Linked DNA regions of Homo sapiens: region 1 is linked to region 2. Evidence: read pairs that join two places in POLR2A ChIA-PET (ENCODE). Cell type or tissue: K562. All regions are shown on one strand. Each heading gives the region's core, and the rest is flanking DNA. Links, peaks and the distances in the headings are about the cores only.

The links. ChIA-PET counts read pairs that join two places held together with the same protein. Peaks named below come from ENCODE experiments on the same cell type or tissue, not always from the same donor. Only the 100,000 strongest peaks of a DNase experiment are listed, where the experiment ranks them.
Region 1: POLR2A ChIA-PET joins it to region 2 with 5 read pairs; 6 of 35 experiments call an interaction of 5 or more read pairs at or near these places.

Annotation. Positions count from the first base shown.
Region 1 is chr19:3,722,583-3,733,029 of GRCh38, forward strand. TJP3 (tight junction protein 3) reads left to right here. Exons shown (of 21, transcript NM_001267560.2): 2 at 5,842-5,898; 3 at 6,022-6,131; 4 at 7,446-7,548; 5 at 7,773-8,124; 6 at 9,353-9,456. The coding sequence starts at 5,851. Among named protein-coding and RNA genes, the nearest start is that of TJP3, 19 kb to the left of the region's middle. In K562, for the core only: no CTCF peak of the experiment used is centred there; a DNase peak (open chromatin) is centred at 6,134.
Region 2 is chr19:3,889,141-3,899,587 of GRCh38, forward strand. All of the region lies in intron 2 of ATCAY (ATCAY kinesin light chain interacting caytaxin), which reads left to right. Among named protein-coding and RNA genes, the nearest start is that of ATCAY, 14 kb to the left of the region's middle. In K562, for the core only: no CTCF peak of the experiment used is centred there; no DNase peak of the experiment used is centred there; H3K27me3 peaks cover 565 bases.

The sequences.
Region 1 (10,447 bases), core at 4,751-7,250, 170 kb before region 2:
GGGCGGGGGGCGATCCTTGTCTCCGGAGGGATTTCACCCTCCAGGCATGGAGCCTGGGCTGGTTTCTTCAGACCCACCAGCCAGGGTAGACTGGGACTGCAGCGGTATGCGGCCAGACCCAGGCCACTCCGCCCCAAGCTTCAGGACCCGGCACTTCTGGTTCCCGCTGACTTCTTCCTTGCCTCCAGGCACAGCTCTCAGAATCCCCTCCCCAATCGGTGTATTTGTTCGCTGAAACCGCCCTCTCTGCCATTGTTCCTGGAGATGGGGTGGCGGGGGGGGGGGGCACAGGGGACGGCGGCCCGGGAGCCCCGTACCCGGGGGCGGTGTGACTTGGTACCGGCCCCGTCCCCTCTGGGCGGGCCTCTTGTTCGGTGTTTGTGTCCAGCCCTGGGCGGGGGGCGGGGACAAAGACCCAAGCCCCACCCTCTCAGAGTTCACCTGGACAGGGGCAGGGCTGGGAACTCAGGACACACCTGTTGAGCACCTGGCCACAGTGTGTTTTACTCAACCATTCACTCATTCCTCAAACTCTTCCCTAAGGGGGCCTGGTCCTATGGGGTCCCAGGGGCCCATCCCTGCCCATCGGGAGCGCTCAGACTGAGGGGGAAGGTGTAAGGTGGACAAATCCACTCTGACATCCCACACCCCAATCATCACATTTGGGCCAGAGGGAAGGATGTATGATATGCGTACGGAGGAAGAGGCTGGGGCTGTGAAGGATGAATAGGAGTTTGCCAGGGAGTCCAGTACCAGCACTCAAGGCCTGGAAAGGAGGCTGATGGCCAATCACCTGGGCCTTAAGTAGCCAGAGAGACAGACATGTCTCCTTTCACAGCCTAAGAGGAAAGACCAGAAACATACTAACCGATGGTTAAAGAGAATAAAGATGATTTTTAGATGCCTTGAATAAAAAATAATAAAACAGGCTGGGCGTGGTGGCTCACTCCTGTAATCCCAGCACTTTGGGAGGCTGAGGGAGGTGGATCACCTGAGGTCAGCAGTTTGAGCCCAGCCTGGCCAACATGGTGAACCCCCACCTCTACTAAAAATACAAAAATTAGCCGGGCGTGGTGGTTGGACGCCTGTAATTCTAGCTACTTGGGAGGCTGAGGCACGAGAATTGCTGGAACCCAGGAGGCGGAGGTTGCAGTGAGCTGAGATTGTGTCACTACACTCCAGCCTGGGTGACAGAGTGACACTCTGTCTCAAAAGAAAAAAAAAAAATATATATATATATATATATAAAATAATAAAATAGGCAGGAGTGATAGGGGATCAGAGAAGACTGGTTAGCTAGGTGGTCAGGGAGGACTTCCTGAGGAGGTGGCATTTGAGCCTAGACCTCAGTGGCAGGGGCCAGCCAGGCAGGAATCCCGTGAAACATGTCCCAGATTCAGGGGACAGATGGGGTAAAGGTTTGGAGGTGAACTAAGATGAGGTGGGCTGTGAGGTTAGGCTTAATCCCTCAGGCACTGTGGAGCTCTGGAGGGTTTAGACAAAGCTTCTGGTTTCCATGGAGACGAACCCGCACAAGCTGGGACAAGCCTGGACCACCTGGACTCCCTCGCCCCTCTCCCACTCTGGGTTCGGGGGCCCTGGTTCCCTGGGGCTGTCTCTTTTTTTTTTTTGAGACGGAGTTTCCCTCTGTCGCCCAGGCTGGAGTGCAGTGGCACAATCTTGGCTCACTGCAAGCTCCGCCTCCCAGGTTCACGCCATTCTCCTGCCTCAGCCTCCTGAGTAGCTGGGACTACAGGCGCCGGCCACCACGCCCTGCTAATTTTTTGTATTTTTAGTAGAGACGGGGTTTCACCATGTTAGCCAGGATAGTCTCGATCTCCTGACCTTGTGGTCTGCCTGCCTCAGCCTCCCAAAGTGCTGGGATTACAGGCATGAGCCACTGTGCCCGGGCAGGGCTGTCTCTTAAAGTCAGGAAATACAAATTCCTTGGGGCCATTTAAAAATTTTTTTTGAGACAGGGTCTTGCTCTGTCGCCCAGGCTGGAGTGCAGAGGCACGATCACAATTCACTGCAGCCTCGACCTCCTGGGCTCAGGTGATCCTTCTGCCTCAGCCTCTCGAGGAGCTGGGACCACAGGTGCATGCCACCATGCCCGGCTAATTTTTGTATTTTTTTGTAGAGATGAGGGTCTCACTATGTTGCTCAGGTTGGTCTTGAACTCCTGGGCTCAAGCAATCCTCTTGCCTCGGTCTCCCAAAGTGCTGAGATTATAGGCAGAATCCACCGTGCCCGGCCCTGGGGCCATTTAATGACACAAAGTATAACATCAAAGCAGGTTAAAAAAAAAAAAGATGCAGTTTTGAAAAATAAGCTCAGAAGAAAAAGAGTAAATAATCAGAAAGCCACTGTAGCCTGGTGGTTAAGAGCAAGAGTGAGGCTGGGTGCGGTGGCTCACGCCTGTAATTCCAACACTTTAGGAGGCTGAGGTGGGAGGATCGCTTGGGCCCAGGAATTTGAGACCAGCTTGGTCAACATAGCAAAACCCCATCTCTACAAAAAAACAAAAAAATATGCTGTGTGTGGTGGTGCATGCCTGTGGTCCCAGCTACCTGGGAGGCTGAAGCAGGAGGATCCCTTGGGCCTGGGAGTTCAAGGCTGCAGTGAGCTGTGATTGAGCCACTGCACTCCAGCCTGGGCAACAGAGTGAAACCCCGTCTCAAAAACCAAACAACCAATCAACCAACCAACCAACCAAAAAAGAGCCAGAGAACAGGGCAGGCTGCCAAGTTCACCACTGTGCTGCGTGACCTCAGGCAAGTTACTGAACCTCTCTAGGCCCCTTTTAATCTCACCTCTAAAGTAGGAATAATAACTGTGCCACTTCCTAAGGTCACTCTGAGGATGAAATGAATGGGTCCACATCAAGCGCCTGCTTGCAGCCAGGTTCAAGACAGCCTGACCAACATGGTGAAACCCCGTCTCTACTAAAAATACAAAAAGTAGCTGGCTGTGGTTGTGGGTGCCTATAATCCCAGCTACTCGGGAGGCTGAGTCAGGAGAATAACTTGAACCCAGGAGGTGGAGGTTGCAGTGAGCCGAGACTACGCCATTGCACTCCAGCCTGGGCAACAAGAGCAAAAAACCCCATCTCAAAAAAAAAAAAAAAAACTACACAAGGAGAAAGTCATTATTTGGCCACCACCTCCCCAAGGCTCCTTCTGCTTTTTGCTTTTCAGGCATTGAATCTGTACCCTTTTCCCAAACCACATCCCTGCAAGACAGGGCAGCAGTGCCATTTCACAGATGGGGAGACTGAGGCTGGGAGAGGCCCCGCCATAGCTAGCACGGGTGGGCAGACTTGGGATTTGAGTCCAGTCCTGAGCGCTGCCCTGGCTCCTTCAGAACTGCAGAGCCCTGCCCTCTGCTCTGTTTCTCTCCCCTCCACCCGCCTTCCCACTCCTGGAGATCAGGAATGCTGGCCTCGCTAGAGACGCTGGAGCTTATAAGAAAAGGCACTGGAGCGCACCAATGGGGGGTGCCTGGGCAGAGGGAATCACACACCCGCTGTGCCAAGCCTAGAAAACCCGCCCCGGGGAGGAGGAGGAGTCACTTCTACAAACTCCCTCCCCACTCCCTCCACCTGTCCCCTGCCTGGGGAGCAGGGCATGGTGCGTGCTGGCAGGAGGGAAGGGAGGGTGGAGGCGTGGCCAGGTGACCTTGCACCTGAGTCTGGTGTTCTCATTCATGCCATGGACATGAAAATAACAGAATCTGCCTGGTGTGGAGGCTCACGCCTGTAATCCCAGCACTTTGGGAGGCCAAGGCGGGCGGATCACTTGAAGTCAGGAGTTCAAGATCAGCCTGGCCAACATGGTGAGACCCCCGTCTCTATTAAAAATACAAAAATTAGCTGGGCATGGTGGTAGACACCTGTGATCCCAGCTACTTGGGAGGCTGAGGCAGGAGAATCGCTTGAAACTAGGAGGCAGAGGTTGCAGTGAGCCAAGTTGGCACCATTGCACTCCAGCCTCAGCAACAGAGTTTTTTTTGTTTTTTTTTTTTCTAAGTGGGAAAGCCCAGGTGGGAGGATCATTTGAGCCCAGGAGTTCAAGAAGAGTCTGGGCAACACAGCAAGACCCTCCTGTCTCTATAAAAATAGAAGTTAAAAAATTAGCTGGGCATGATGGTATGCACCTATAGTCCCAGTTACTCAGGAGGCTGGGGCAGGAGGATTGCTTGAAGCCAGGAGTTCGAGGCTGCAGTGAGCCATAATGGCTCACACTTGTAATCCCAGCACTTTGGGAGGCCAAGGCTGGAGAATCACTTGAGCCTAGGAGTTTGAGACCAGCCTTGGCAACACAGAGAGACTCCATCTCTACAAACAATAAAAAAAATTAGCCGGGCATCGTGATGTGTGCCTGTGGTCCCAGTTACTTGGGAGGCAGAGGTGGGAGGATCACTTGAGCCTGGGAGTTCGAGGCTGCATTGAACCGTGATCACACCACTGCACTCCAGCCTGAGTGACAGAGACCCTGTCTAAAAAAAAAAAAGTGTGGGAGGGGGGACTTCATGGCTCTGTGCCTCAGTTTCCTCATCTGTAACATGGGGATAATTGAATGCACCTTTGATGAATGTATTAAATGAGATAGTACATGTAAGGCTGGGCGCGGTGGCTCATGCCTGTAATCCCAGCACTTTGGAAGGCCAAGGGGGTGGATCACAAGATCAGGAGTTCGAGACCAGCCTGGCCAACATAGTGAAACCCCGTCTCTACTAAAAATTCAAAAAAATTAGCTGGGCATGGTGGCACATGCCTGTAGTCCCAGATACTTGGGATGCTGAGGCAGGAGAATCACTTGAACCTGGAAGGCGGAGGTTGCAGTGAGCCAAGATCACGCCATTGCACTCCAGCCTGGGCAACAAGAGCGAAACTCTGTCTCAAAAAAAAAAAAAAAAAAAGAGATAGTACATGTAAAGCACCTGGCACAAAGGAAGTGTTTCATTCATTCACTCATTAATTCATTCAGCAAATCCTTCTTGAATCCCTGCTGCAACTCAGGCGCTGTTCTAGGCAGGGAACTGAGGGCTCAGTTTTGGACAAAGACAAAAATCTCTGCCCTCTGTGGGTGGATCAGTTGAGGTCAGGAGTTTGAGACCAGCCTGGCCAACATGGTGAAATCCCGTCTCTACTAAAAATAGAAAAATTAGCCTGGCGTGGTGGTGGGCACCTGTAGGTGCCCAGCTACTCAGGAGCCCAGCTACTCAGGAGGCCAGTAGGCAGCCAGCTACTCAGGAGGCTGAGGCAGGAGAATCACTTGAACTTGGGAGGCAGAGACTGCAGTGAGCAGAGATTGTGCCACTGCACTCCAGCCTGGGCAACAGAATGAGACTCCGCCTCAAAAAAAACAAAACAAGGCTGGGCACAGTGACTCACCCCTGTAATCCCAGCACTTTGGGAGGCCGAGGTGGGTGGATCACTTGAGGCCAGAAGTTAAAGGCCAGTCTGGCCAATGTGGTGAAACCCTATCTCTATTAAAAATATAAAGATTAGCCAGGTGTGGTGGTGCACCCCTGTAATCCCAGCTACCTGGGAGGCTGAGGCAGGAGAATCGCTTGAACCCGGGAGGTGGAGGTTGCAGTGAGCTGAGATCGTGCCACTGCACTCCAGCCTGGGCGACAGAGCCAGACTCTGTCTCAAAAAATGAAACAAAACAAAAAAACAAACAAAAAAACCTGAGGCCCTGAGAGAGGTAGTAACTTGTCACAGGCTCCAAACACAGGCCTGTCAGAGCTGGACTCCCCACCCTGAGCTGGGGACCCCCAAGTGCTCAGATGAACCTGTGTGGCCTCATGCCCATCTTCCCCGCTCCCCTCGACCAGGTGGCTGACATGGAGGAGCTGACCATCTGGGAACAGCACACGGCCACACTGTCCAAGGTGAGGCCTCCCTCTCCCTGTCTGGGTGCCAGAGAGTATGGCGGCTTAGGCCCAGCTCAATAGAGGGGAGACCCTTTACCCTGGGGGAAACAGCAGCTCTTCCTTCCCCTCATCCTCTCTCAGGACCCCCGCCGGGGCTTTGGCATTGCGATCTCTGGAGGCCGAGACCGGCCCGGTGGATCCATGGTTGTATCTGACGTGGTACCTGGAGGGCCGGCGGAGGGCAGGCTACAGTGAGTATCCAGGCAGCTGGGTTCTGGCGGGGGAGGGCACGTGGAGAGGAGAAACCAGGCCAGGCACAGTGACTCACACCCGTCATCCCAGCACTTTGCGAGGCTGAAGTGGGCGGATCACCTGAGTTCAGGAGTTTGAGACCAGCCTGGCCAACATGGTGAAACCCCGTCTCTACTAAAATTACAAAAATTAGCGGGATGTGGTAGCGTGTTCCTGTAATCCCAGCTACTCGGGAGGCTGAGGCAGGAGACTTGCTTGAACCCGGGAGGCAGAGGTTGCGGTGAGCCAAGATTGCGCCACTGCACTCCAGCCTGGGTGACAGAGTGAGACTCTGTCTCAAAAAGAAAGTAAGTGAGGTGAGGAGAAACCTTTGTGAGCCTGGCACTTTCCAGCTCTGTCAACACAGGGCTCGGACTTGGCAGTAGGACAGTGTCAGAGACTTGGGCCTCACTTCCCTAAGGTACTTCCTGGTCCTTCACAGGAATTCTTGGGGTCATAGTGGCCCCAGAGCCCTTTTGGAACATAAAGTCCTGGAAACCATCGAGTGTTTGAGGGTTTGATGCTTCTTGGAATTATGTTGTTAAAATGGTTCTGGGCCCCAAGTGGCTGACAGGTGATATGGCTCAGCCCAGCCCAGAATTAGGGACCACCAGGTTCAGAGAGAAAGAGCTAGAAAGAAAATATGAAATACAGACAGGAAGAGAGGGAAAGAAAAGCAGAAAGTGGGGATTTGTGGTGTGGGGAGCGAGGAGTGAGAAGATGCCAGGTGTAGCTGTAGCTTCAAGGCCGGGTGCAGTGGCTCACACCTGCAATCCCAGCACTTTGGGAGGCCGAGGTGGGCGGATTACCTGAGGTCAGGAGTTCAAAACCAGCCTGGCCAACATGGTGAAACCCCATCTCTACTAACAAATACAAAAATTAGACGGGTGTGGTGGCGGGCACCTGTAGTCCCAGCTACTAGGGAGGCTGAGGCAGAAGGATCGTTTGAAACGAGGAGGTGGAGGTTGCAGTGAGTTGAGATCATGCTACTGCAATCCAGCCTGGGCAACAGAGTGAGACTCTGTCTCAAAAAAAAAAAAAAAAATGTAGCTTCCACTCTATGATTATAGTAGGTTCTACAATTGGCTCCATTTTACAGGTGAGAAAACGGAGGCCCAGAAGGATAAATGTCTTTGTGAACCTAGGGACACCAATGAATTAGAACCAGGCCTTGTAGATCTGGAGGTTCCAGGGGCACCCCCTCCCCAGGGAGGGCTTGTTACGAGGGTCTCCCCTGCAAAGCCTCCTCCGTAAGACCCGCCCTCCTCTCTCAGGACAGGCGACCACATCGTCATGGTGAACGGGGTTTCCATGGAGAATGCCACCTCCGCGTTTGCCATTCAGATACTCAAGACCTGCACCAAGATGGCCAACATCGTGAGTAGGCAGCCCCTGGCATGGCCAGCATCTCTGACCCCAGCCTGGGTCGTGCCGCTGTGGGGGTTGTAAGCTTCTGAGAGCAAGGAGTCATCTTCTCATCTTACAGTTTGGACATTGAGGCCCAGAGAGAGACTGGTGTCCCCCAGGGCCACCCGGGGGCTGAGCAGAGCCTCCCCCAGCCCTTGCCTGTAGCTGACCCTTCCTGTCCCCTCCTCTAACAGACAGTGAAACGTCCCCGGAGGATCCACCTGCCCGCCACCAAAGCCAGCCCCTCCAGCCCAGGGCGCCAGGACTCGGATGAAGACGATGGGCCCCAGCGGGTGGAGGAGGTGGACCAGGGCCGGGGCTATGACGGCGACTCATCCAGTGGCTCCGGCCGCTCCTGGGACGAGCGCTCCCGCCGGCCGAGGCCTGGTCGCCGGGGCCGGGCCGGCAGCCATGGGCGTAGGAGCCCAGGTGGTGGCTCTGAGGCCAACGGGCTGGCCCTGGTGTCCGGCTTTAAGCGGCTGCCACGGCAGGACGTGCAGATGAAGCCTGTGAAGTCAGTGCTGGTGAAGAGGAGAGACAGCGAAGGTCAGAAGAGGCGGGAGGTCGGACACGATCAGTACTGGACACAGGGCACCGTGGTCGGATGGGCGACGGTTTCAAGTGATTCTCCTGCCTCAGCCTCCCTGGTGGCTGGGACTCCAGGCGCCCGCCACCATGCCTGGCTAATTTTTGTACTTTTGGTAGAGATGGGGCTTCACCATGTTGGCAAGGATGGTTTCGAATTCTTGACCTCAGGTGATTCACCCACCTCGGCCTCCCATAGTGCTTGCTGGGATTGTGGGCGTGAGCCACCGCGCCCAGCCTGGAAGCTACAACTACACCTGGCATCTTCTTGCTCCTCGCTCCCCCCACCACAAATCCCCACTTTCTGCTTTTCTGTCCCTTTCTGCCTGTCTGTATTTCATATATTCTCTCTAGCTCTTTCTCTCTGAACCTGGTGGTCCCTAATTCTGGGCTAGGTTGAGCCATATCACCTGTCAGCCACTTGGGGCCCAGAACCATTTTATCAACATGTCCCCGCGCTGATCCCCGGGACCTCTGTTTAGGCCACCTCACTTAGCAAGAGGGACTCAGCAGATGGGATGGAGTGAAGGACCCTGAGCTCAGAGGTGATCCTGGATGATCTGGGGGGCCCAGTGTCACCACAGGGTCCTTATAAGAGGAGGCCTGGCTGAGTGTGGTGGCTGATGCCTGTAATCCCAGCACTTTGGGAGGCCAAGGCAGGCAGATCACTTGAGGCCAGTAGTTCTAGACCAGCCTGACCACTATGATGAAACCCCATCTCTACTAGAAATACAAAAATTAGCCAGGCGTGGTGGTGTGCACCTGTAATCCCAGCTACCTGGGAGGCTGAGGCACGAGAATTGCTTAAACCCGGGAGGTAGAGGTTGCAGTGACCTGAGATTTTGCCACTGCACTCCAGCCCCGGCGATAGGAGTGAGACTCCTTCTCGAAAAAAATTAAAAAATAAAAAATAAAAATTGAAACAATGATGATGTTATGAGCAATAGAATGCCCTTAGCCTGTGCATGGCAACATCACGAGTGGCACGGTGACCTGGTGTCCCCGCCCCGTGGAGATGTCATTGACACAATCAGATCTCGGGTCCTACGGGCGACATCACTGTTCTCCTTATGATGCCATCAAGGTGTTAGGATGGGAGGGCCCGCACCTGGACTGCTTACAGCAGGAGAATGCTCCCAGGCACCCGTCTCCAGAGTCCTGCCTCAGTTTCCCTCCTCCCCCCTTACAGAGTTTGGCGTCAAGCTGGGCAGTCAGATCTTCATCAAGCACATTACAGATTCGGGCCTGGCTGCCCGGCACCGTGGGCTGCAGGAAGGAGATCTCATTCTACAGGTGAGGCCGGGCTTCTTGTCCTGAGAGCAGGGAGACAAGGCAGGGTTGGGGCGGGCAGTCCCACGGAGTCATACAGCAAGGACAGCAGAACTGGGCCCCAAAGCATTTACCTTCAGTGTTGTTGCTTGTATCTCAAAGGTTGCAGATGGCCAGGCATAAAACCCCCTTTTTCCCCAGCTACTACTAATCCACAGCCAAATGTCGGTTTCTAGTATCCCCATGGGGTTGTCTGTTTCTAATACCCTCTAGCTTTGATGTGCATCAGAGACTCATGTGGGCAGCTGACTCCTGGACCTACCCTAGGTGACTGGATGCTAATGACCCAGTCACCAGGTTTAGGGGAGCTGCCCTGCCCTAAAGGATGGTATCTTTCTGGATTCTTCCCCTGAAAGTCTGTTTCTAGTGACTCCTAGTGTTTGATTTCCAAATTGCTTTCAGCTGATTATTTCCAGTGTCTTCAAAAAGTTATCTGTTTCTTTTTTTTTTTTTCAGACAGAGTCTCGCTCTGTCACCCAGGCTGGAGTGCAGTGGCGCAATCTCGGCTCACTGCAACCTCCGCCTCCCAGGTTCAGGTGATTCTCCTGCCTTAGCCTCCCGAGTAGCTGGGATTACAGGTGCCCGCCACCACACCCAGCTAATGTTTGTATTTTTAGAAAAGACGGGTTTCTCCATGTTGGCCAGGCTGGTCTCGAACTCCTGACCTCAGGTGATCCCCCCCGCTCGGCCTCCCAACGTGCTGGGATTACAGGCGTGCACCACCACACCTTGCTAATTTTTTGTATTTTTAGTAGAGACGGGGTTTCTCCATCTTGGTCAGGCTGGTCTCGAACTCCCGACCTCAGGTGATCCATCCGCCTCGGCCTCCCAAAGTGCTGGGATTACAGGCATGAGCCACCACACCCGGCCGACATTAAGTTCTTTCTAGGAATTGTGTGTTTCTAATCTACCTCTAGATGACTGTTTTCTTTTCTCTTTTCTTTTCTCTTCTCTT
Region 2 (10,447 bases), core at 4,442-6,941:
TAGTGGCTCACACCTATAATCCTAGCACTTTGGGAAGCCAAGGCTGGCAGATCACCTGAGGTCAGGAGTTTGAGACCAGCCTGACCAACATGGAGAAACCCCGTCTCTACTAAAAATACAAAATTAGCCGGGCGTGGTGGCCCATGCCTGTAATACCAGCTACTCGGGAAGCTGAGGAAGGAGAATCGCTTGAACGCGGGAGGCGGAGGTTGCAGTGAGCCAAGATCGCACCACTGAACTCCAGCCTGGGCGACAGAGTGAGACTCCGTCTCAAAATAAATAAATAAAAATAAAAAATAAAAAAAAATTAGTCAGGTATGCTGGTGTGCACCTGTAGTTTCAGCTACTCAGGAGGCTGAGGCAGGAGGATTGTTTGGACTTGGGACATCGCAGCAGTGAGCTATGATCACACCACCGCACTCCAGCCTGGACAACAGAGCAAGACTGCATATCTAAGAAAAATAATAATAATTTTAAAATAATGTCATTTCAAGCAGCACAGCATAAACAAAGGCGCATAAGCTTTGGAATCGGACGCCCATGGTTCAAATCCCAATTCCCCAGCAGGTTTGCTCTGCCACCTGGGCTACCTCTTTGGGCATCTCAGTGCCTCTGTTTTCTGATCTGTAAAATAGGACAATAATCTCTCGCGCACCAGGTGGTCATGAAATTTTGATAAAACAGCCGAGATGGGCTGTGCAAATGGCGAAGGCAGCACAAATAAATAATCATCTCCAGCGTTATTACTATTATTAGCTTAGCTCCCTTTCCCCCTACTGATTTTTTTTTATTTCTTTACTTTTCTTTTCTTTTTTTTTTTTTGAGACAGAGTCTCGCTCTGTCACCCAGGCTGGGGTGCAGTGGCGCCATCTCAGCTCACTGCAACCTCCACCTCCTGGGTTCAAGTGATTCTCCTGCTTCAGCCTCCCAAGTAGCTGGATTACAGGCATCTGCCACCACGCCCAGCTCATCTTTGTATTTTTAGTAGAGACGAGGTTTCACCGTGTTGGCCAGGCTGGTCTCGAACTCTCAACCTCAGGTGATCTGCCCACCTCCCAAAGTGCTAGGATTACAGGTGTGAGCCATTGGGCCCAGCTCCACCTATAATTTTTTTTTTTTTTTTTTTTTTTTTTTTTTTTGCAGACAAAGTCTCACTCTGTCACCTAAGCTGGAGTGCAGTGGCGCGAGTTCGGCTCACTGCAACCTCCACCTCCCGGGTTCAAGCAATTCTCCCACCTCAGCCTCCCGAGTAGCTGGGATTACAGGCACACACCACCACACCCAGCTAATTTTTGTATTTTTGGTAGAGACGGGGTTTCACCATGTTGGCCAGGCTGGTCTCGAACTCCCAACCTCAAGTGATCCGCCTACCTCGGTCTCCCAAAGTGCTGGGATTACAGGCGCAAGCCACCACACCCGGCCTCCACCGATAATTTTAAAAGCTCTCATCTCACCCAAGCCTTCTTGAGACAAAAACCAAGGCCGAGCGCACCTGCAAATGCAAGCTGGAGGCCCTTTCTGGAAGGCGCGAGGCCAGCGGGAGCGGGAGGAGGGTGTGTTTCTGGTGGATTTCTTACAGCTGCAAGGCTTCTCGCCCACCCGCTGCAGCAGCTTTGTGTTTGCAGGACAGTGGCCTCGCTGTGCCAGCCTGGCCCCCACGAGCTACGCCTTTGCCAACAGGACACTTCCTCCACGAGGCTTCTGTCTTCCTCGTCTCTGGAAGAACTGAGTCGGCTCCTCGGTGCAGGTCCAGCTGCGGCCACACATAACCACCTCTGTCTGCCGCAAAACAGCTCACAATTCTGTTTCTTCCAGCCCAGCCATCCCCTCCCCTGGGGACTGCAGAAGTGGTCTTTGTACTGCCCTTAAGGGTGTCAGACAGAGCCCTGCATGGCCTCTGCCCTTCTAGCACTTTTTTTTTTTTTTTTGGAGACAGAGTCTCAGTGTATCACCCAGGCTGGAGTGCAGTGGTGCAACCTCAGCTCACTGCAACCTCCACTTCCTGGTTTCGAGCAATTCTCTTGCCTCAGCCTCCCAAGTAGCTGGGATTACAGGTACGCACCACCATGCCTGGCTCATTTTTGTATTTTCGTTAGAGACAGGGTTTCACCATGTTGGCCAGGCTGGTCTCGAACTCCTAACCTCAAGTGATTCGCCTGCCTCGGCCTCCCAAAGTGCTGGGATTACAGGTGTGAGCCACGCGCCCGGCCTCCTTCTAGCATTTTCCTTCACTCTCACCCTTCTGCAGCCTACTACGGAGCTAGAGCTGAAGGCAGCCCGGAGATTGCTGCCTCAATTTCTCCATTCATTCATTCTGATGCTATGCGCCAACTGTATACCAGTCCCTTATAGCCTCACAACCCAATACAAGGTGGCAGCTGGGTTCATGGCACTTCTGACCAGGCCAGGGAGGGAAGGGGAGCTGTGATTCTTGGCTGTGAAGGGTGAGGAGGGATGAGCCGGGGAAGGAAGTGGGGTGTAGGGGCCCCACATTCCAAGCAGAGAGGGCAGCATGTGCAAAGGCTCTGGGCTCAGTGGAAGCAGGTTGAGGGACTGGGGAAGGCTGCGTGGGGAAACTGAGGACTTGGGGGAGGAGCTTACCCAGGGCATCCTAGCCAAGGAGGGTCAGATGCAGGGTGAGCTGCCCCATAGCTCCCTCTACTCTCTTCCCCTCACAGCTGAGTGGCTGCCAGTTTTGTTTGCTTGCTTGTAACTTTTTCTTTGTTTGTTTTGGGTTTTCTGGGGGGTTTTATTTATTTATTTATTTGAAACAGAGTCTCGCTGCAACGCCCAGGCTGGAATGCAATGACGTGACCTCGGCTCGCTGCAACCTCCACTTCCCAGGTTCCAGCAATTCTCCTGCCTCAGCCTCCCAAATAGCTGAGTTTACAGGCGCCCACCACCACGCCCAGCTAATTTTTGTATTTTTAGCAGAGATGGGGTTTCACCATATTGGTCAGGCTGGTCTCGAACTACTGACCTCAAGTGATCCACCCGCCTCAGCTTCCCAAAGTGCTGGGATTACAGGCGTGAGCCACCATGCCCAGCTGCTTGTAACTTTTTAATTTTTTTTTTTTTTCCAGACGGGGTCTTGCTCTGTCACCCAGGCTGGAGTGCAGTGGTGCGATCATAGCTCACTACAGCCTCCACATCCCAGGCTGAGGCGATCCTCCCACTGCAGCCCCCTGAATACCTGGGACCACAGGCATATGCCACCACACCCAGCTATGTTTTATTTTCTGTAGAGACAGGGTCTCACTGTGTTGCCCAGGTTGGTCTCAAACTCCTGGGTTCAAATGATCCTCCCACCTCAGCCTCCCAAAATGCTGGGATTACAGGCATGAGCCACTGCGCCTGGCCTATTTGATATACTTCCAAACTTGGAAAAAAATTACAAGAATGATATAAAGAATATCTGCATACCTTTAGTAGGATTATACAATTGTTAACATTTTGCTCCTTTTATATCAAAGTCAGCCCTCAGGGCTGGGTGCGGTGACTCACATCTGTAATCCCAGCACTTTGGGAGGCCAAGGCAGGTGGATCACCTGAGGTCGGGAGTTCAAGACCAGCCTAGGCCAACATGGTGAAACCCCGTCTCTACTAAAAATACAAAAATCAACTGGGTGTGGTGGCGGGCACCTGTAATCCCAGCTACTGGGGAGGCTGAAGCAGGAGAATTGCTTAAACCCAGGAGGCAGAAGTTGCAATGAGCCCAGATTGTGCCGCCACACTCTAGCCTGAGCAACACAGCAAGACTCTGTCTCCAAAAAAAAAAATTTACCCTCAATTGTACCGATAATGTCCCATGTCCCTATTTAGCTAATGCCCCTGCCCCAAACCCTGGGTCCAAGACCCAATCTGGGACCACTCATTGCATCAGGTTGAGTATACTGGGTTGTGTGTTTACTGGGGTATGTGTCTCACCAGGCACTGGGACTTAAACTTATCTCTTTTAGGGGAACACGATCCAACCCACCTCAGCAGGACGAAGCCACGCTGTGCATCTTGCATGTGGGGGGGACCCCCACTTTTTTTTTTTTTTTTTTTTGAGACGGAGACTTGCTCTGTCGCCCAGGCTGGAGTGCAGTAGCATGATCTCAGCTCACTGCAACCTCCGCCTCCTGGGTTCAAGCGACTCTCCTGCCTCAGCCTCCCAAGTAGCTGTAGCTGGGACCACAGGCATGTGCCACCATGCCAGGCTAATTTTAGTATTTTTAGTAGAGACGGGGTTTCACCATGTTGGCCAGGCTGGTCTTGATCGCTTGACCTTATGATCCACCTGCCTCGGCCTCGCAAAGTGCTGGGATTACAGGTGTGAGCCACCATGCCCGGCTAGGATTTCCACTTTTTACCTGGATTGCCCATCATGGACTTTGAGAGCCGGCTCTGCAGAGGGCTAAGTGGATATATTATACCCCAGGGCCACGGAGGGGATCTCCAAGTCTGGAGAGTCTGCGGTTCTCCTGGAGCTTGCGGAAGTAACAGGATCTCACCTGACCTTGGAAACTGCAGCTCCATGAACAGGCGGGGAGAGCTTGCTCCACCCATGTTCCAGAGCAGTGGGTCTTCCTTCAGGGAGCCTGGAGCCCTGCCAGGTCGGCTTCTCCAGTTCTGCATGATCTTAAACCTTTCCTGAACATCCACTGCAACTGGCAGCTCAGCCTCAGGACCTCATCCCATCCCCGAGGCACTGCCTCTCCCTGGCCCTCCCTCCCTACCCTCCATCCTCCAACCACTCCCTCCTCCCCCACTGCTCTCTCTGCGCCAGGCACCCTGAGTCTGCTTTCTGATCTGCCCTTGAACTTGGCAAGCTTATTCCAGTCCCGGAGCCTGGGCCTCTGCAGTGCCTTCCATCTGGAGTGCTCTTGCCTGGTCTCTGCAGGACGCCAACATCATGCTTAAAAGTCTACACTTAAAAGTCGCTTCCAGCCAGGCACAGTGGCTCACTCCTGTAATCCCAGCACTCTGGGAGGCCAAGGCGGGAGGATCACTTGAGCCCAGGAGTTCAAGACCAGCCTGCAAGACCCCATCTGCAGAAAAATATAAAAATTAGCTGGGTGGCCGGGCGCGGTGGCTCACGTCTGTAATCCCAGCACTTTGGGAGGCCGAGGCGGGCAGGTCACGAGGTCAGGAGATCGAGACCATCCTGGCTAACACGGTGAAACCCCGTCTCTACTAAAAATACAAAAAATTAGCTGGGCGTGGTGGCAGGCGCCTGTAGTCCCAGCTACTCGGGAGGCTGAGGCAGGAGAATGGCGTGAACCCGGGAGGCGGAGCTTGCAGTGACCTGAGATCGCGCCACTGCACTCCAGCCTGGGTGACAGAGTGAGACTCCGTCTCAAAAAAAAAAAAAAAAAAAAATTAGCTGGACATAGTAGTGTGTGCTGGTAGTCCCAGCTACTTGAGAGGCTGAGGTAGGAGGATTGCTTGAGCCCAAGAATTTGAGACCAGCCTGGGCAACATGGCGAGACCCTGTGTCTGCAAAAAAAAAAAAAAAAAAAAACTGTAAAAACCTGAAAAATTAACCAGGTGTGGCAGCTCACTCCTGTAATCCCATCACTTTAGGAAGCTGAGGCAGGAGAATTGCTTGAAATGTGAAGTTCAAGACCAGCCTAGGCACCACAGTAAGACCCTGTCTCTACAAAAAATTTTATAATTAGCCGGGTGTGGTGGTGCACACCTAGGGTCCCAGCTACTCAGAAGACTGAGACAGGAGGATCCCTTGAGCCCAGGAATTTGAGGCTGCAGTGAGCTATGATTTCACTACTGTGCTCTAGGCTGGGCAACAGAGCAAGACCCTGTCTCAAAAAAAAAAAAAAAAAAAAAAAGCTGCCTCCTCAATGAGGCCTTCCCTGACCACCCCACAGATTTTTTTCTCTCTCTCTCCTCTCCTTTATTTCATTCATTTTCTTTGCCGTAAGCATCACTATCTGCCTTGTTCACTTATTTGCTTATTGTCTTCCTTTATATACATGGTCTCAAGCCAGGAATTGCTTTGCACAATCCTGGGAACCACCAAGTCCAAAATCCACAGGGCAGGCTGGAAACTGTCAGGTAAGAGCTAATGCTGCAGTTTTTGTTTTTGTTTTTGAGACGGAGTCTCACTCTGTCGCCAGGCTGGAGTGCAATGGCACGATCTCAGCTCACTGCAACCTCCGCTTCCTGGGTTCAAGCCATTCTCTTGCCTCAGCCTCCTGAGTAGCTGGGGTTACAGGCATGCACCACCACACCCAGCTAATTTTTGTATTTTTAGTAGAGATGGGGTTTCACCACGTTGGCCAGGCTGGTCTCGAACTCCTGACCTCAGGTGATCTGCCCGCCTCGGCCTCCCAAAGTGCTGGGATTACAGGTGTGAGCCACCGCGCCTGGCCCCCATTTTAGTCATGAGGAAAACAGAGGCTCAGGGAGGAGAAGGCACCACCCAGACTCGTAGCGCTGGATGGAGTGGCAGGGCTGGGAGTTGTGCTCAGACTCTCTGAGACTCTCTTAGGCATTCCCACCCTTTCTCCTGCTTTCCTCACTTTCCCAGTATGTGCAGCTGAGATGCTTTCTTTTTTTCTTTCTTTTCTTTTCTTTTTTTTTTTTTTTTTTGATAGACTCTTGCTCTGTTGCTCAGGCGGGAGTGCAGTGGTGCCAATCACAGCTCACTGCAGCCTCAAACTCCCGGACTCAAACGATCCTCCTGCCTCAGCCTCCTTAGTAGCTGGGATTACAAGTGCATGCCACCATGCCTGGCTAATATGTTGTATTTTTTGTAGAGATGGGGTCTCACTATGTTGCCCAGGCTAGTCTCGAACTCCTAGTCTCAAGAGATCCTCCCACCTCAGCCTGCTGAGTAGCTGGGATCACAGGCATGAGCCATCATGCTGGGCTAATTTTTAAATTTTTAGTAGTGATGGGGTCTTGCTGTGTGGGCCAGGCTTGTCTTCAACTCTTGGGCTTAAGTGATCCTCCCTCCTCAGCCTCCCAAAGTGCTGTGATTACCGGCATGAGCCCCTGCGCCCAGTCTGAGATGCTTTCTACAGCTTCACATTTCAGCTGCAGCCCAGCAGTGGTCCACCTAGTTCACAGCCAATGTAGAATCTGTGTGGACCATCCAATGTTGTGAGGTTGAATCACATCCCTTTTTTTTTTTTTTTCTCGAGACAGAGTCTCACTCTGTCACTCAGGCTGGAGTGCAGTGGCACGGTCTCAGCTCACTGCAACCTCCACCTCCCGGGTTCAAGCGATTCTCTTGCCTCAGCCTCCCGAGTAGCTGAGATTACAGGCACGTGCCACCACACCCAGCTAATTTTGTGTTTTTAGTAGAGACGGGGTTTCACCATGTTGGCCAGGCTGGTCTTGAACTCTTGGCCTCAGATGATCCACCTGCCTCGGCCTCCCAAAGTGCCGGGATTACAGGCATGAGCCCCTGCGCCCGGCCTGAGATGCTTTCTACAGCTTCATATTTCAGCTGCAGCCCAGCAATGGTCCACTCAGTTCACAGCCTACGTAGAGTCTGTGTGGACCGTCCAAGGTTATGAGGCTAAATCACATCTTGAGAATCGAAGGCAGTGCCGGCTGCAAAGCAATGGGGCTTTCCTCTGGCGGGAGGAGATGGTGGCTGGACAGGGACCCTGGCTGGGCAAGTGGTTGTTTGTTTGTTTGTTTTGAGACGGAGTCTCGCTCTGTTGCCCAGGCTGGAGTGCAGTGTCACGATCTCGGCTCACTGCAACCTCCACCTCCCAGGTTCAAGCGATTCTCCTGCCTCAGCCTCACCAATAGCTGGGATTACAGGCGCCCGCCACCATGCCCGGCTAATTTTTGTGTTTTTATTAGAGACAGGGTTTTGCCATGCTGACCAGGCTGGTCTCGAACTCCTGACCTCAGATGATCCACCCGCCTCAGCCTCCCAAAGCGCTGGGATTACTGAGGCATGAGCCACCACGCCCAGCCAGAAATCTAGACTTTTTGCATCTCTTCTTCGACAGCAAATGGAAAATGTTTTTAAATGCTGCATGGGTGGGACATAACTAGGCTTGGTGCATCAGCCATCAGCCTGCAATTTTGCAGCGCTGGTTTGGGTTAACCTTCTGAATGAGCAGGTCAGTTCATTCTTCAGTCCTTTCTTTGAAGTTTGCTATATATATATATATATATAGCAAAATCTATATCTATATCTATATCTATATCTATCTATATCGCCTCGCTCTGTCATCCAGGCTGGAGTGCAGTGGCTCGATCATGGCTCACTGCAGCCTTGACCTCCTGGGCTCAGCTGATCCTCCCACCTTGGCTTCCCAAATAGCTGGGACTACAGGGACACGCCACCATGCCTGGCTTTTTATTTTTTATAGAGATGGAGTCTCGCTGTGTTGCCCAGGCTGATCTCAAACTCCTGGGCTCAAGGGATCCTCCCACCTCAGCCTCCCAAAGTGCTGGGATTACAAGCGTGTGCCACCTCATGCCCAGCCAAAGCTTGCTTTTTAAAAAATTGAGGTGAGGCCAAGTACAGTGGCTCACGCATGTAATCTCAGCACTTTGGGAGGCCGAGGCAGGTGGATCTCCTGAGCTCAGGAGTTCGAGACCAGCCTGGCCAACGTGGTGAAACCCCATCTCTACTAAAAACACAAAAATCAGCTGAGCATGGTGGTGGGCGCCTATAATCACAGCTACTCTGGAGGCTGAGGCACAAGAATCGCCTAAACCCGGGAGATGGAGGTTGCAGTGAGCCAAGATTGTGCCACTGCACTCCAGCCTGGGCAAAAGAGTGAAACTCCGTCTCAAAAATTAAATAAGTAAAATAAAATTTAAAAAATATAAAAAATTGAGGTGGAATTCTCATAACATGAATTCATCATTTTAAAGTTCATGATTCAGTGGCAGAGTCCATTCATAATGTTCTGCAACCCCACATCTATCTAATTTGAAGACATTTTCATCACCGTGAGAGGAAATCCTATCTACTAAGTCAGCCCCATTTTCATCCCTCTCCCCCAACCCCAGTGACCACACATCTACTTCCTGTGAGAATTTACGTGTTCTAAACATCTCTTTTTTTTTTCTTTTCTTTTCTGTTTTGAGCAGGGTGTCACTCTTTCACCTAGGCTGGAGTGCAGTGGTGCAATCATAGCTCACTGCAGCCTCGACCTCCCAAGTTAGAGCAATCCTCCTGCCTCAGCCTCCTGAGTACTTGGAACTAGACGTGTACCACCACACCCAGCTAATTGTTTTGTATTTTTAGTAGAGACGGGCTTTCGCCATGTTGCCCCGACTGGTCTTGAACTCCTGGGCTCAATGAACCCGCCCGCATCAGCCTTTCAAAGTGCTGGGATTACAGGCATAAGCCACCACACTCAGCCAACATTTCATGTAATTGGAATCACACACTGTGTGGCCTTTTGTGTCTGGCATCTCTCACTGAGCATGATGTCCTCAAGGTGCATCCATGCTGTGGTCTGTGTCAGAGCCCTGTTCCTTTTCAGGGCTAAATAGTATTCCATTGAATGGATATACCACATTTGTTGATCCAGTCAGCTGTTAATGGACTGGTGTTGTTTGTTTGTTTGTTTGTTTTTGAGACAGAGTCTCACTCTGTCCCCAGGCTGGAGTGTAGTGGCGTGACTTCAGCTCACTGCAACTTCCACCTCCCAGGTTCAAGTGATCCTCTTGCCTCAGCCTCCCAAGTAGCTAGGATTATAGGCATGCGCCACCATGTCCAGCTAATTTTTGTATTTTTAGTACAGACAGGGTTTCATCGTGTTGGCCAGGATGGTCTCAATCTCTTGGCCTCATGATGTGCCCTCCTCGGCCTCCCAAAGTGCCAGGATGACAGGCGTGAGCCACCGCGCCTGGCCGTCAATGGACTCTTGAATTGTTTCCACTTTTTGGTTTTTATGAATTATGTTCATTCAAGTATGAGTTTTCGTGTGAACAGATGTTTTCATTTCCTTTGGGAATCCGCTCCATTTTGATCTTTGCCATGAACAGGAGGAGGGTGACATCTGATTCCTCCTTTACCTCCAAGCCCCATAGATGCACTGGAGACGCAGTGGTTACGCAAAAACATTTGATGAATAGAGAAAAGAGAGGGAGGGAAAGGGAGAGGGAAAAAGCATAAATAGATTCCGCCCCAAAAAGGTTAACAGCTCATGCCCTAAGTGGAACAGAAATGAGGGAATAAATCTTTTTTTTTTTTTTTTTTTTTTTGAGAGAGAGTCTCACTTTGTTGCCCAGGCTGGAGTGCAATGGCACGATCTCGGCTCACCGCAACCTCCGCCTCCAGGGTTCAAGTGATTCTCCTGCCTCAGCCTCCCCAGTAGCTGAGACTGCAAGCACGCACCACCACGCCCAGATAATTTTTGTATTTTTCAGTAGAGACTGGGTTTCACCATTTTGGCCAGGCTAGTCTTGAACTCCTGACCTCAGGTGATCCGCCCGCCTCGGCCTCCCTAAGTGCCAGGAT